2 separate regions of the Homo sapiens genome follow, and region 2 is linked to region 1. The links are chromatin contacts, found by Hi-C or POLR2A ChIA-PET in ENCODE. All regions are on one chromosome and are shown on one strand. The core of a region is the stretch at or near the end of the contact, and the rest is flanking DNA. Distances in the headings are between cores, read along the strand shown. Region 1 overlaps DOP1B (DOP1 leucine zipper like protein B). Region 2 overlaps DOP1B (DOP1 leucine zipper like protein B).

What was found. Hi-C counts contacts between places; a loop is a spot of excess contacts on that map. ChIA-PET counts read pairs that join two places held with the same protein, here RNA polymerase II (POLR2A). Pooled maps may share reads with other maps.
Region 2: a loop to region 1 is called in a pooled map, with 2.7 times the contacts of the local background. The contact joins two enhancer-like sites. A Hi-C loop is called at or near these places in 1 of 168 maps with a recorded cell type or tissue (lower leg skin) and 5 of 50 pooled maps. POLR2A ChIA-PET finds 5 or more read pairs at or near these places in 4 of 52 experiments (AG04449, HEK293, PC-3 and 1 more).

What each region holds. Positions count from the first base shown.
Region 1 is chr21:36,199,948-36,206,391 of GRCh38, reverse strand. It overlaps DOP1B (DOP1 leucine zipper like protein B), which reads right to left. Exons shown (of 37, transcript NM_001320714.2): 4 at 5,891-6,061. Among named protein-coding and RNA genes, the nearest start is that of DOP1B, 46 kb to the right of the region's middle. Within about 2 kb of position 3,416, at least 11 of the 41 ENCODE cell types and tissues checked have a DNase peak (open chromatin) inside an H3K27ac peak, as active enhancers do.
Region 2 is chr21:36,285,672-36,292,115 of GRCh38, reverse strand. DOP1B (DOP1 leucine zipper like protein B) reads right to left here. Exons shown (of 37, transcript NM_001320714.2): 33 at 3,966-4,102; 34 at 3,305-3,360; 35 at 2,910-3,071; 36 at 1-12. Among named protein-coding and RNA genes, the nearest start is that of MORC3, 31 kb to the left of the region's middle. RefSeq lists a silencer at 2,274-2,323. Within about 2 kb of position 2,780, at least 8 of the 41 ENCODE cell types and tissues checked have a DNase peak (open chromatin) inside an H3K27ac peak, as active enhancers do.

The sequences.
Region 1 (6,444 bases), core at 2,167-4,666:
ACTGGGCTAATTTTTGCATTTTATATGTAGACAGAGTTTCACCATGTTGCCCAGGCTGGTCTTGAACTTTTGGCTTCAAGTGGTCCACCCTGCATGGCCTCTCAGTGCTGGGACTACAGGTGTGAGCCACTGTGCCCAGCCAGCTTTGTTTTTTAAGTCTCATTTTATTCTAAAAAAAATGGATGCATACTAACAATTTAAATGACATCATAGTAGAAACAACAGCAACTATGACAAACCTTTGGTATGAGAGAGCAAAATAAACGGGGTTAAAAACGAAATAACTTCCTACTCAACAAGAGTTACTATGATCATCTCGGTTGTTAAATTCCAATATTAGTGTGCAGTTTACAGTCCAGAACTCTAAACTTTTTTTTTTTTGAGACGGAGTTTCACTCTTGTTGCCCAGGCTGGAGTGCAATGGCACGATCTTGGCTCACTGCAACCTCTGCCTCCCAGGTTCAAGTGATTCTCCTGGCTCAGCCTCCTGAGTATCTGGGATTACAGGCAGCCGCCACCATGCCTGGCTAATTTTTGTATTTTTTTTTTGGTAGATACGGGGTTTCACCATGTTGGCCAAGCTGGTCTTGAACACCTGAGCTCAGGTAACCCCCCGCCTCGGCCTCCCAAAGTGCTGGAATTACAGGCATGAGCCACCATGCCCCACTGGGAACCCTAAACTTTTAATTCAAAACCAACAAACGGGCCAGGCACAGTGGCTGACACCTGTAATCCCAGCACTTTGGGAGGCCAAGGCAGGTGGATCATTTGAGCCCAGGAGTTCAAGATCAGCCTGGCCAACATGGTAAAACCCCGTCTCTACTAAAAATACAAAATTAGCTGGGCATGGTGGTTCGCACCTGTAATCCCAGCTTCTCGTGAGGCTGAGGCAGGAGAATTGCTTGAACCCAGGAGGTGGAGGCTGCAGGGTGCCAAGATTGCACCGCTGCACTCCAGCCTGGGCAACAGAGTGAGACTCCATCTCAAAAAACAAAACAAAAACAAACAAAAAACCAACAAACATTAAAAAAAAAAACCCAACTTCCAAACCCCAAGTATTTCCATCCTTCCTAACTCATCCCAGCTTATGCTCTCTCATGCCTCCTGCAAACGCAGCTCCTTCAAATGACACTGGCATGCTCCACTCCACAACTGAGAGCAGGTGAGTGGCATGGGCCGGGCACCGCAAATCCCAAGCACTCCACAACTTTGGTTCTGCAGCTGCTTGCCAAAAGGACAACCATGGAAAGCCAAGCTGTCACAAGACAGCACCGCTTTGGTACAATCATCTGAAACTGAAGAGGCAGGGCAGTGACAACAGCACCCTGTACTGTAAACTGCAGGTCAGAAACAGCGCTAAAGAGGGGGCAAAAAAAAAGCCTCGAACCAGCACAGATCATGATCACAGTGCCTGAAACCAACCAAAAGAAATGTTGGTGCTGGGTGCAGTGGCTCACGCCTGTAATCCCAGCACTTTGGGAGGCTGAGGCAGGTGGATCACTTGAGGCCAGGAGTTCAAGACCAGCCTGGCCAACATGGTGAAACTCCGTCTCTACTAAAAATACAAAAATTAGCCAGGTGTCATGGTGCATGCCTGTAGTCCCAGCTACTCGGGAGGCTGAGGGAGGAGAATCGCTTGTACCCGGGAGGTGGAGGTTGCAGTGAGCCAAGATTGCGCCACTGCACTCCAGCCTGGGCGACAGAGCGAGACTGTCTCAAAAAAAAAAAAAAAATAGAAATGTCAGCCAAAAGGGGTGGCTCATGCCTGTAATCTCAGTGCTTTGGAAGGCTGAGGCCGGAGGATCGTTTTATCCTTGGAGGTTGAGACTGCAGTGAGCTATAATCCTGCCACTGTACTCCAGCCTGGGTACACAGCAAGACCCTGGAATTCAATGTGATCATGTGGGTCATGCACGTCGCAAGTGCTCAGTAAAGGGTCCATTTGTTTCCTCCACGATAGGGGCCCTAAGAGGGTACGTCTTCCCCTCTTCATATGGTGACGCTGTGGGTAACTCTTTAATGGGACAGGACATCATGGAAACTCTGTACTATGGCCTCCCTTATTAATGAGCTCCAAAAGAAAAGAAATGTCAATAAATATTTTTCAACTCTTTAAGCCAGGGTTTCTGAACGTCCACCCCACTGACATCTGGGACCAGGTAAGTCTTTGTTGTCGGGGCACCTGTGTGCATTGTAAAATGTTCAGCAGCTCCTGGACTCTACCCACTAAATATCAGTAGCACCCTCCCCACCCCCAGTTGTGACAGCCAAAACTGTCTCCAGATATTGTCAAATGTACCCTGAGAGGCAAAATTACTACTACATTGAAAATTACTGATTTAAATGGAAATATCTGGTGAGCTAGTTGTTGCCTTCTTACAAACCATTTAAAACATTCACCTCTCCTCATCTCCTGAGAAGAAGAGTTTAGTGCTTTCCCTGTTCTAATCTTGTTTTCTTAGTACAGCAAAACACAGCTATGTAGCTATTTCATGGGCACTTAAAAAAAAAAAAAAAGGATTTCTGACCAGTCATAGGTTATCTGCAGACCCCAAAGGGTTAGAAAGCCAGGGTGGATAATAAGTTCTAACAGGGGCCAAAAGTTTCATTCCTTATGGTTCACTAAAAAGCACACACCAGGGACAGCCTCCACCTACATGAAACCTGTGAGTCATCCCAGCCTTCACCAGCTCAACCTAACTCACCACTTTGCAATTTCTACCCACGTGCTCATCATGACCCCCCCCACTGCACCCTCCCTTTCTGCTCTCTGCACATTTGTTGGGGTGTTTCACTCAATTCCCAAGCACTTTTTTTCTTTTTTGAGATGGAGTCTTGCTCTGTTGCCCAGGCTAGAGTGCAGTGGTGCGATCTTGGCTCACTGCAACCTCCACCTCCGAGGTTCAAGTGATTCTTCTGCCTCAGTCTTCCAAATAGCTGGGATTACAGGTGCCTGTCACCACACCTGGCTACCCAAGCACTTCTGGGAACAGTTACCAAACCGTCTCAGACTGAAATGGATATAGCAACCAAAAAATCTTGTACAGTCACTTCAATTACTGTGGCTGCAACACACTGGCTCAGAGATTATTGTATAACCTTTCACCTGCATCCACCTTGGAGAGCTGATAACTAATCACTTCTGGGTGCCACACTGCATTTGGTTTTCTGTCACAGCTAAATAGATTCGGTGATTCATGAAGCTTTACTTGGCTCTTGGTTCAATGTCAAGAAATCACAATATTCAGAAAAAAAATCAATGTTAAGCAACTTTAGCAACTGTTCAAATGAACCTTTATTTATCAACTAAGAAAACAAAAACACTCCAACTATTTACACTTCTAGTGTGATTCACACAGATTTAAAAGATCACAGTAAGCTTTAGGGAACTAATGTGTTCATCTGTCCAATGATGGAAAAATCATGTAGGATGTATACTCACATATCTGTCATCAGAACACAAACACAGCAGAACTTCTAGAAAGGGCCTGGGATTAGGAGTCCATTGGCATGGAGTCTGGCAATGTCCTCCAGCTGCCTCCTATGTGACCTGGACCACTCGTTAACTCAACACACACTTACCGAGTCTCACCGTGTACCAGCCACAGGGCCTGGCGCTGGGCTTAAAACCGCAACGAGACAGATTCTGCCTCCTAAGGTAGAAACTGTAAAGGTGGATTCTCCTTTGGGAAATGGAGAGCCAACACCTGGTCTATGTGAGAGCTTGAAATGGTTAAAGTGCAATGTTTTAGTTACATCTGTCAAGTCCTGATATAGAGCTCACGAAATGCACCCTTGGCCACTTCCTAACTAACCCTTCAAACCATTCTGATTACTTGGTTTACTTAAGGCTGGGGGAGCCGTGCAAATGGACCTTGGATTGATTCCTGGGTTAGACTCCAGCCTCCTGCACCCCTCAGTCACAGCTGACACCACAGGAAAGGGTGACCTGACTAGGGCCTCCAGCACAGGGTAATATGAGCAGCGCGTTGTGTAATCACATGGCAGCTTTTACAAGCACAAAAGTCACCAGTGACTGAACATGGGCTCTTAAAACAGGTCCCATTAACAGAGGTGAATCACTGTGGCATCTCTCAGAAGAGTTAATAAGCTGGAAGTGAGTTCTTACTTTATACTTCTCCGGAAACAAAGGTCACTGTGTATACTCAACAGTCTGGTTTTTGTTTGTTTGTTTGTTTTTTTCTGAGACGTAGTCTTACTCTGTCACCCAGGCTGGAGTGCAGTGGTGCAATCTCGGCTCGCTGCAACCTTCACCTCGCAGGCTCAAGCTATTCCCCTGCCTCAGCCTCCCAAGTAGCTGGGATTACAGGCGCACACCACCATGTCCGGCTAATTTTTTTGTATTTTTAGTAGATATGGGGTTTCACCATGTTGGCCAGGCTGGTCTTGAACTCCTGACCTCAAGTGATCCACCTGCTCTGGCCTCCCAAAGTGCTGGGATTACAGGTGTGAGCCACCGTGCCCGGCCATACTCAATAGTCGGAACAGATTCACACTTTCTCCCATTCCTAAGCAGTGACCACACACACACACACACACAAAGCTACATGAACTTTTGTGCATATGAGTGCTATAGATTTCTCCAAGGTGCTACTGAAACCTGTCAAGATATTCTGCTTCACATCACACTAAATTGCCTTCTCAAGCCCTGCCCTGGCTTTGCTTTTTAATTTAGAAGCAGCCTAGTTTAATGGAAAGAAGAAGGACTTTAGAATCTGATATGAGCCGTGTGTGGTGGCTCACGCCTGTAATCCCAGCACTTTGGGAGGCTGAGGTGGGCGGATCACTTGAGGCCAGGAGTTTGAGACCAGCCTGGCCGCCAGAGGGAAACCCCATCTCTACTAAAAATACAAAAATTAGCTGGGTGTGGTGGCACGAGCCTGTAATCTTGGCTACTTGGGAGGCTGCGGCGGGAGAATCACTTGAACCCAGGAGGCGGAGGTTGTAGTGAGCCGAGATCGCACCACTGCACTCCAGCCTGGGTGATAGAACAAGACTCTGTCTCAAAAAAAAAAAAAAAAAAAAGAATCCAATAGATACAGTGGAATAGAATCCCAGCTGTGGGGCTCACTGACTGTGCGACTGGGAAACCTTCTTACCCTCTGACCCTCACCTGTAAATGGAGGTAACTCCTGGAGCAGAGGAATTCATTACACAATGTGATCATGTGTGTAATGCACGCTGCAAGTGCCCAGGAAAGGGTCCCTTCATTTCCTCCACACTAGGCGCCCTAAGAGGGTATGTCTTCCCTCCACACATGGTGACTCTGTGGGTAACTCCGTAACGGGACAGGACATCATGGGAACCCTGCACTATGGTCTCCCTTATTAATGAGCTACATTTCTCTCCGCCTAAAGGATCTCATCTCTCCGGGCTCGGGACTTCCCCTTTGGTAAAGAGACAAGAGAGATTCCCGGGAGGAATTTGAAATCACAACCACCAAGGAAATGTGAAAGAGCAACCCGACCTCCACACCTACTGCTGCTTCCCATGTCTCTGCACTTCCTTCCCCGTGTCTTTTTTTTTTTTTTCGAGACAGAGTCTCTGTTGTCCAGGCTGGAGTGCAGTGGTGCGATCTCGGCTCACTGCAAGCTCCGCCTCCCAGGTTCACGCCATTCTCCTGCCTCAGCCTCCCGAGTAGCTGGGACTACAGACGCCCGCCACCATGCCCGGCTAAATTTTTTTATTTTTAGTAGAGGCAGGGTTTCATCGTGTTAGCCAGGATGGTCTCCATCTCCTGACCTTGTGATCCACCCACCTTGGCCTTCCAAAGTGCTGGGATTACAGGCGTGAGCCACTGCGCCCGGCCCCCTCCCCGCGTCTTATAAAGCAGTGGAGTAAACACAGCCTGGACAAGACGCCCACGCACCTGTCGGAGATCTCGGAGCCCTCTTCAAGGCCGGGCAGCAGGCCCACGATGAAGGCCTGCAGACTGGGCAGGAGCAGCTTCTGCAGTGGGAGGAAGTACTTCTCGTACAGGGTGAGCAGCACCGGCCTCACCGACACCGCCGCGTGTGCCAGGAGAGGAAATAACCCGCAGCTTCGAGAAAGAACGAGAGGGAGCGGGGCAGAAATAAGATACCCAGTCAGAAGTCCCAGGTGACAAGCCAGCCGAGGGGAGTTTTCACAAGCAAACAGCTGGCCATTTAAACTGCTGGTTTCGATGTGTGGGTATGACATGAGATGGTCACAAAACACTGTTACGTAACAAGCCAGCAATGAAGCTGTCCGCACGTTCAGATGCTAAAGTTCCCTTATAGCAAAGTCAAAATGGGGTGCTGGAGAGGATGTGGAGAAATAGGAACACTTTCACACTGTTGGTGGGACTGTTAACTAGTTCAACCATTGTGGAAGTCAGTGTGGCGATTCCTCAAGGATCTAGAACTAGAAATACCATTTGACCCAGCCATCCCGTTACTGGGT
Region 2 (6,444 bases), core at 1,531-4,030, 86 kb before region 1:
GCCCACCTATAACTGCAGGGAACAAACAGAAGGTCAGGTCTGCTGGTAAGAGGCCTTCAACGTCGTTAAAATTAGTTTTATTAAGATATAATTCACATACTGTATCTATTTAATATGGACAACTCAATGCCTTTTATTATATTCATAGAGTTGCACGTCTATTATCACAATCAATTTTAGAGTATTTCATTACCCCAAAAAGAAATCCTGCCCTGCTCAGCCATCACCACCCCAACCCCCTATACCCTTGAGACCTAGGCACCCACTAATCCACACTCTGTCTCATCGTGGACATTCCATATAAGCAGAATCATACACTATATGTTCCCTTGTTTCGAGCTTTCACTTAGCATCATATTTTCCGGTTCATCCAGATTCCAGCGTGTCTCAGTTCTTCAATTCTTTTTGTTGCTGAACCGTATTCCACTGTATGGATATGTCACATGATCTGCCTGTTCATCAGCTGATGGCCATTTGGGTTGTCTCTACTTCTTGCCTATTATAAATAATGTTGCTATGCACATTCACATATATCGGAACCCACTTTTTTGTTTTTTTGAGACAGTCTCGTTCTGTCGCCCAGTCTGGAGGGCAGTGGTGCAATCTTGGCTCCCTGCAACCTCCACCTCCCAGGTTCAAGCAATTCTCTGCCTCAGCCTCCCGAGTAGCTGGGATTACAGGCACCTGCCACCATGCCTGACTAATTTTTTTGTATTTTTAGTAGAGACGGGGTTTCACCATCTTGGCCAGGCTGGTCTTGAACTCCTGACCTCGTGATCCACCTGCCTCAGCCTCCTAAAGTGCTGGGATTACAGGCATGAGCCACTGCGCCTAGCCTCCACTTTTTTTTGGTTTGAGATGCAGTTTCGCTCTTTCGCCCAGGCTGGAGTGCAGTGGTGCGATCTCGGTTCACTGCAACCTCCGCCTTCGGTTTCAAGCGATTCTCCTGCCTCAGCCTCTTGAGTAGCTGGGATTACAGGTGCCCACCAATACAGGCAGCTAATTTTTGCATTTTTAGTAGAGACAGGGTTTCACCATGTTGGCCTGGCTGGTCTTGAACTCCTGACCTCATGATCCGCCTGCCTCGGCCTCCCAAAGTGCTGGGGTTACAGACATGAGCCACTGTGCCCGGCCTCTTTTTTTTTTGAGGGGGAGTCTCGCTCTGTTGCCTAGGCTGGAGTGCAGTGGTGCGATGTCGGCTCACTGCAACCTCTGCCTCTCGGGTTCAAGTGATTCTCCTTCCTCAGCTTCCGAAGTAGCTGGGATTACAGGCGCCCACCACCACATCTGGCTAATTTTTGTATTTTTTTTTTTTTTTGAGATGGAGTCTCGCTTTTGTTGCCCAGGCTGGAGTGCAATGGCAGATGGCATGATCTTGGCTCACTGCAACCTCTGCCTCCCAGGTTCAAGCGATTCTCCTGCCTCAGCCTCCCAAGTAGCTGGGATTACAGGCATACGCCACCATGCCCAGCTAATTTTGTATTTTTAGTAGAGATGGATTTTCTCCATGTTGGTCAGGCTGATCCCAAACTCAGGTGATCCAACCACCTTGGCCTCCCAAAGTGCTGGGATTACAGGTGTGAGCCATCGCGCCTGGCCTAATTTTTGTATTTTTAGTAGAGACAGGGTTTTTCACCATGTTGGCCGGGCTGGTCTTGAACTCCTGGCCTCAAGTGATCCACCCACCTTGGCCTCCCAAAGTGCTGGGATTACAGGTGTGAGCCACGGTACCTGGCCTAATTTTTGTGTTTTTAGTTGAGACAGGGTTTCGCCATGTTGGCCAGGCTGGTCTCGAACTCCCAACCTCAGGTGATCCACCCGCCTCAGCCTCCTAAAGTGCTAGTATTACACGTATGAGACACCACGTCCGGCCCAAACCTGCTTTTTAAAAACTAAAAGACTTTCTTTTGCAGAACAGCTTTAGGTTCACAGCAAAATGGAGTAGAAAGTAGTTCCCGTACATCCCATCCTACATACATACAAGCCTGCCGTATTATCAACATCCTGCACCAGAGTGGTACATTTGTTAAAACTGAAGAGCCTCTACTGACTCACTGTTATCCTCCCAAGTCCAGAGTTTACATCAGGGTTCACTCTTGGTGGTGTACATTGTATGGATTTGGAGAAATGGACAATGACATGGATCTACCATTATAGCTCTGTATGCAATAATTTCACTGCCCTAAAAATCCTCTGTGCTTCACCCATTCATCCCTGCCTCCCTCTCCCCAACCCCTGGCGACCACTGATCTTTTTACTGTCTCCATGGTTTTGCCTTTTCCAGAATGTCACATGGTTGGAATCATACAGTGTGTAGCCTTTTCAGACTGGCTTCTTTCACTTAGCAATGTGCATTTAAGAGAACCCGCTCTTTAACCACAAACATTTCTATATGATTACTCTCTTTGTGGGGGTAGGAGAGAGAGAAATAGCCTCTGGGGCTGGTCATGAAATTAAACAAATGAGCAGCTGTGCTAAGCCGGCAGGAAACATAAGCCTATGGGGCAAAGTGAATCGGAGATGGCAGGCTCCAAATAAAGGCATTTGTATCTAACTAAACACAGACAAAAAGGTCTACACAAAGGCAGTGAGGAGCACCAGTGGGTAAGCCCTGTTTTATAAGCATTCAGTAGCAAAAACCACACACACACACACACACACACACACACACACACACACACACACACACACCATAGAAACACATTCATAAACACTCCTGTGAGCCAAATTTGCAGAGCCACAGATGTTGCAAGTAATCTGAAACTTGGTATTCCGAGCTGGCTTAGCTGTCACTAGAAACCCAGATGGTGGTTTCCCATAAACTGTACATGAAAAACAAGTGAAAGTGCTTAAAAGGAAAAAACAAAATCTCTTACTTCAAAAAGGACACACGATCCTATCTGACTTACATTTGAAATAATGGCATCTTGTCAGGTGGAAAAGAAAGCGCTGTGTCCAAGAATTTGCAAGCTGATAAATACAAGATGAGTTCACTCTGGGGTATCTCCCCCACTGAGGGTCCATTTGCATCCGGGACTGAAACTTTCGTTCTGTTTACTTTGTTGGTGCTTCTATAAATTTGCAAAGAAACGCTTGTTATAAATTCATTCAGATCTGTTATAGTCCATTCACCTATGACCTGTCCCTCAGAAGAATTTTCTTTTTAAGAAATTTTTGGAATAGCTGGTCCTTTCACAAGTACTTCAAGATAACAGCATTTAACATTAGACAACTCTATATCTAAAGTGACGTGCTTTAATCGTGACTATCTTTTCCTCTTGTGTACAGATCTTGTACTGCTTACCTCAATGACTCATCTTCATCTTTTAGATCTTCTTCAAGCTGTGTGAATGTCTGAATCTGAAAAAAAAATGCATTCAAGTTACTATCTGAGACAGATTAAATCTACCCAAATATTTTTTTTTACTTATTTTTAAAAATCGATTAATTTATGAATGAATGAATAAGACGGGGTCTTACTCTGTCACCCAGTCTGGAGTGCAGTGGTACAATCATGGCTCACTGCAGCCTCAACCTTCTGCAGATGCAACTTCCCGCCATGCCGAATTAATTTTTGTATTTTTTTGTAGACAAGGAGTTTCACCATGTTGCCCAGGCTAGTCTCGAACTCCTGGGCTCAAGTGATCCATCCACCTTAGCCTCCCGAAGTGCTGGGATTACAGGCATAAGCTACCACGCCCAGCCCAAATTTATATGTATATAAAAAACTAGTAAGTATTATCAAATGGTACAAGTTAGTTGGAATAACTGACAGGGTGAGAGATCAAATATGATCATAGAGTAAAATATTCTCTGTTTAACCAAGAGCTAACCATGTGCTACCAACCTGATTAAAAATAACATTTAGATAAAATGGGATACATAGGAAATAGTACGTTATGTTACTGAAAAAGCATTTTAAAAAGCTCCAACCTTGCTTTCAAACTTACAATACTTGTACTCACCAATTCAGAGACCATTATTGGCCACAATGAAGTCAAATGTTGAGGAGATATTCTTAGCAGCAAAACTCTGAAAAAAAGAAACATCTGAGCAGCAACTATGGATGTCTGTCCAACTCTGAGATTGTCTGTCAGGCGTTCTAAGGAAAGAAGATTGTAAAGATGTTACACAAATATGCAGTTTAGGGTTTCTTATCAGACAAAGAAAAATAAAACTGTGACTGTTCTGACATTCTAGTAACAACCCAGTGTAAGGAATGAGTGTTACAGGCCAGGCTTGGTGGCTCGCACTTGTAATCCCAGCACTTTGGGAGGCCGAGGCGGGCGGATAACAAGATAAGGAGTTCGAGGCCAGCCTGGCCAATATGGTAAAACCCCATCTCTACTAAAAATACAAAAATTAGTCGGGCGTGGTGGTGGGCGCCTGTAGTCCCAGCTACTTGGGAGGCTGAGGCAGGAGAATCGCTTGAACCTGGGAGGTAGAGGTTGCAGTGGGCCGAGATCACACCACTGCACTCCAGCCTGGGTGACAGAGTGAGACTCCATCTCAAAAAAAAAAAAAAAAAAAAAAAAAGAATGTTAGGAGATGCTTTTGTGCAACTAGTCCACCCCAGCCCTCTTCTTTGTGAAATACAGCAGTTCATGGCTCTTGCCAAACCTAAGGAAATGATTCCCACAGGCCGTCCCCCTGCCACAGCTGAGTAGAAAGACATGAACATCTGTCACCAGAAATCCACTGGATGACCAACAGCCATTTCAATGTTCTTTTAAGAATATGAATGAGGAGACGCAGAAACCAAGCAGCCCATGGTGAGGAATGGACTTACACAATCATATGGACTGGCTGGCAGACAACACCATATTTTGAGGGTGGTGGGTGGGAAGCGGAGCAAGTAAATATAACAGATTTACTGAGTAAGGTTTAAACTTGATGGCCATGACAAAAACTTTCATTCCTATGGAGGGAAAAGTGTTTCAAATAACACTCTCTAGCCCCTAACACTCTCCCCTGCTTCTCCCCTGAAATGTCTTGTTTGTAGAATGAGACTTTTTTTTTCTTCCATAGCTTAAGGTTTCCTAGGAATGTAACAAATTGCTACAGCAAACAGCTGAATGGTAGTCATGCTAGCTAAGATCGGCTGTAGTACATTAGTACATTAGTATATTAGTAATAAATTTTTTTTTTTTTTGAGATGGAGTCTCACTCTGTTGCCCAGGCTAGAGGGCAGCAGAGCAGTCTCCGCTCACTACAACCTCCGCCTCCCGGGTTCAAGCAATTCTCCTGCCTCAGCCTCCAGAGTAGTTGGGATTACAGGTGTCTGCCACCATGCCCGGCTAATTTTTTGTATTTTTAGTAGAGATAGGGTTTAGCCATGTTGGCCAGGCTGATCTTTTAACTCCTGACCTCAGATGATCCACCTGCCTTGGACTCCCAAAGTGCTGGGATTACAGGCGTGAGCTGCCATGCTCAGTCAGTTTTGTGTGTGTGTGTGTGTGTGTGTGTGTGTGTGTGTTTTTGAGATGGAGTCTTACTCTGTCACTCAGGCTGGAGTACAGTGGTGCGATCTCGGCTCACTGCAGCCTCTGCCTCCTGGGTTCAAATGATTCTCATGCCTCAGCTTCCCGAGTAGCTGGGATTATAGGCACCCACCACCACACCCAGCTAATTTTTGGTATTTTTAGTAGATATGGGGTTTCACCATGTTGGCCATGCTGGTCTTGAACTCCTGACCTCACGTGATCTGCCCTCCTTGGCTTCTCAAAGTGCTGGGATTACAGGCATGAGCCACCGCGCCTGTCTTTGACCTTTCTTTTTTGTGGTAAGAGCACCTAAAATCTACTCTCTTGGCAAATTCCCAGTACATATGCAGTGTTATTAACGACAGTCCTCATGTTGTACATGCCTTTTCTAGACTTACTCATCCTCCATAATTGCACCTTCGTATCCTTTCACCTACATCTTCCCAGCCCCCAAAGACGTAAGACTGATGTCACTCTGAGCCGAGACATACAGAGCTGCTCAGCTCCCCATCTCCTTCTCTGCTACTCGATGGTGCAACAGTGTCCGGGGAAAAGGACCCCAAACGGTATCCCAGGAGAGAAGTGTTAGAAATTCTCCACTCCTGTCTCTTTTTTTTTTTTGAGATGGAGTCTCACTCACTCTGTCACCCAGGCTGGAGTGCAGTGGCGCGATCTCGGCTCATTGCAACCTCCGCCTCCAGGGTTCAAGCAATTCTCCTGCCTCAGCCTCCCAAGTAGCTGGGATTATAGGCGCCTGAAACCATGCTCAGCTAACTTTTTGTATTTTTAGTAGAGGTGGGGTTTCACCATGTTGGCCAGGTTGGTCTTGAACTCCTGACCTCAAGTGACCTGCCCACCACAGCCTCCCAAGGTGCTGGGATTACAGGCCACTGTGCCCAGCCTCCTGCCTCTTTTAATTGGGCCCAAACTATTTACTATGGGACACTTCTTGGGAGCTTCT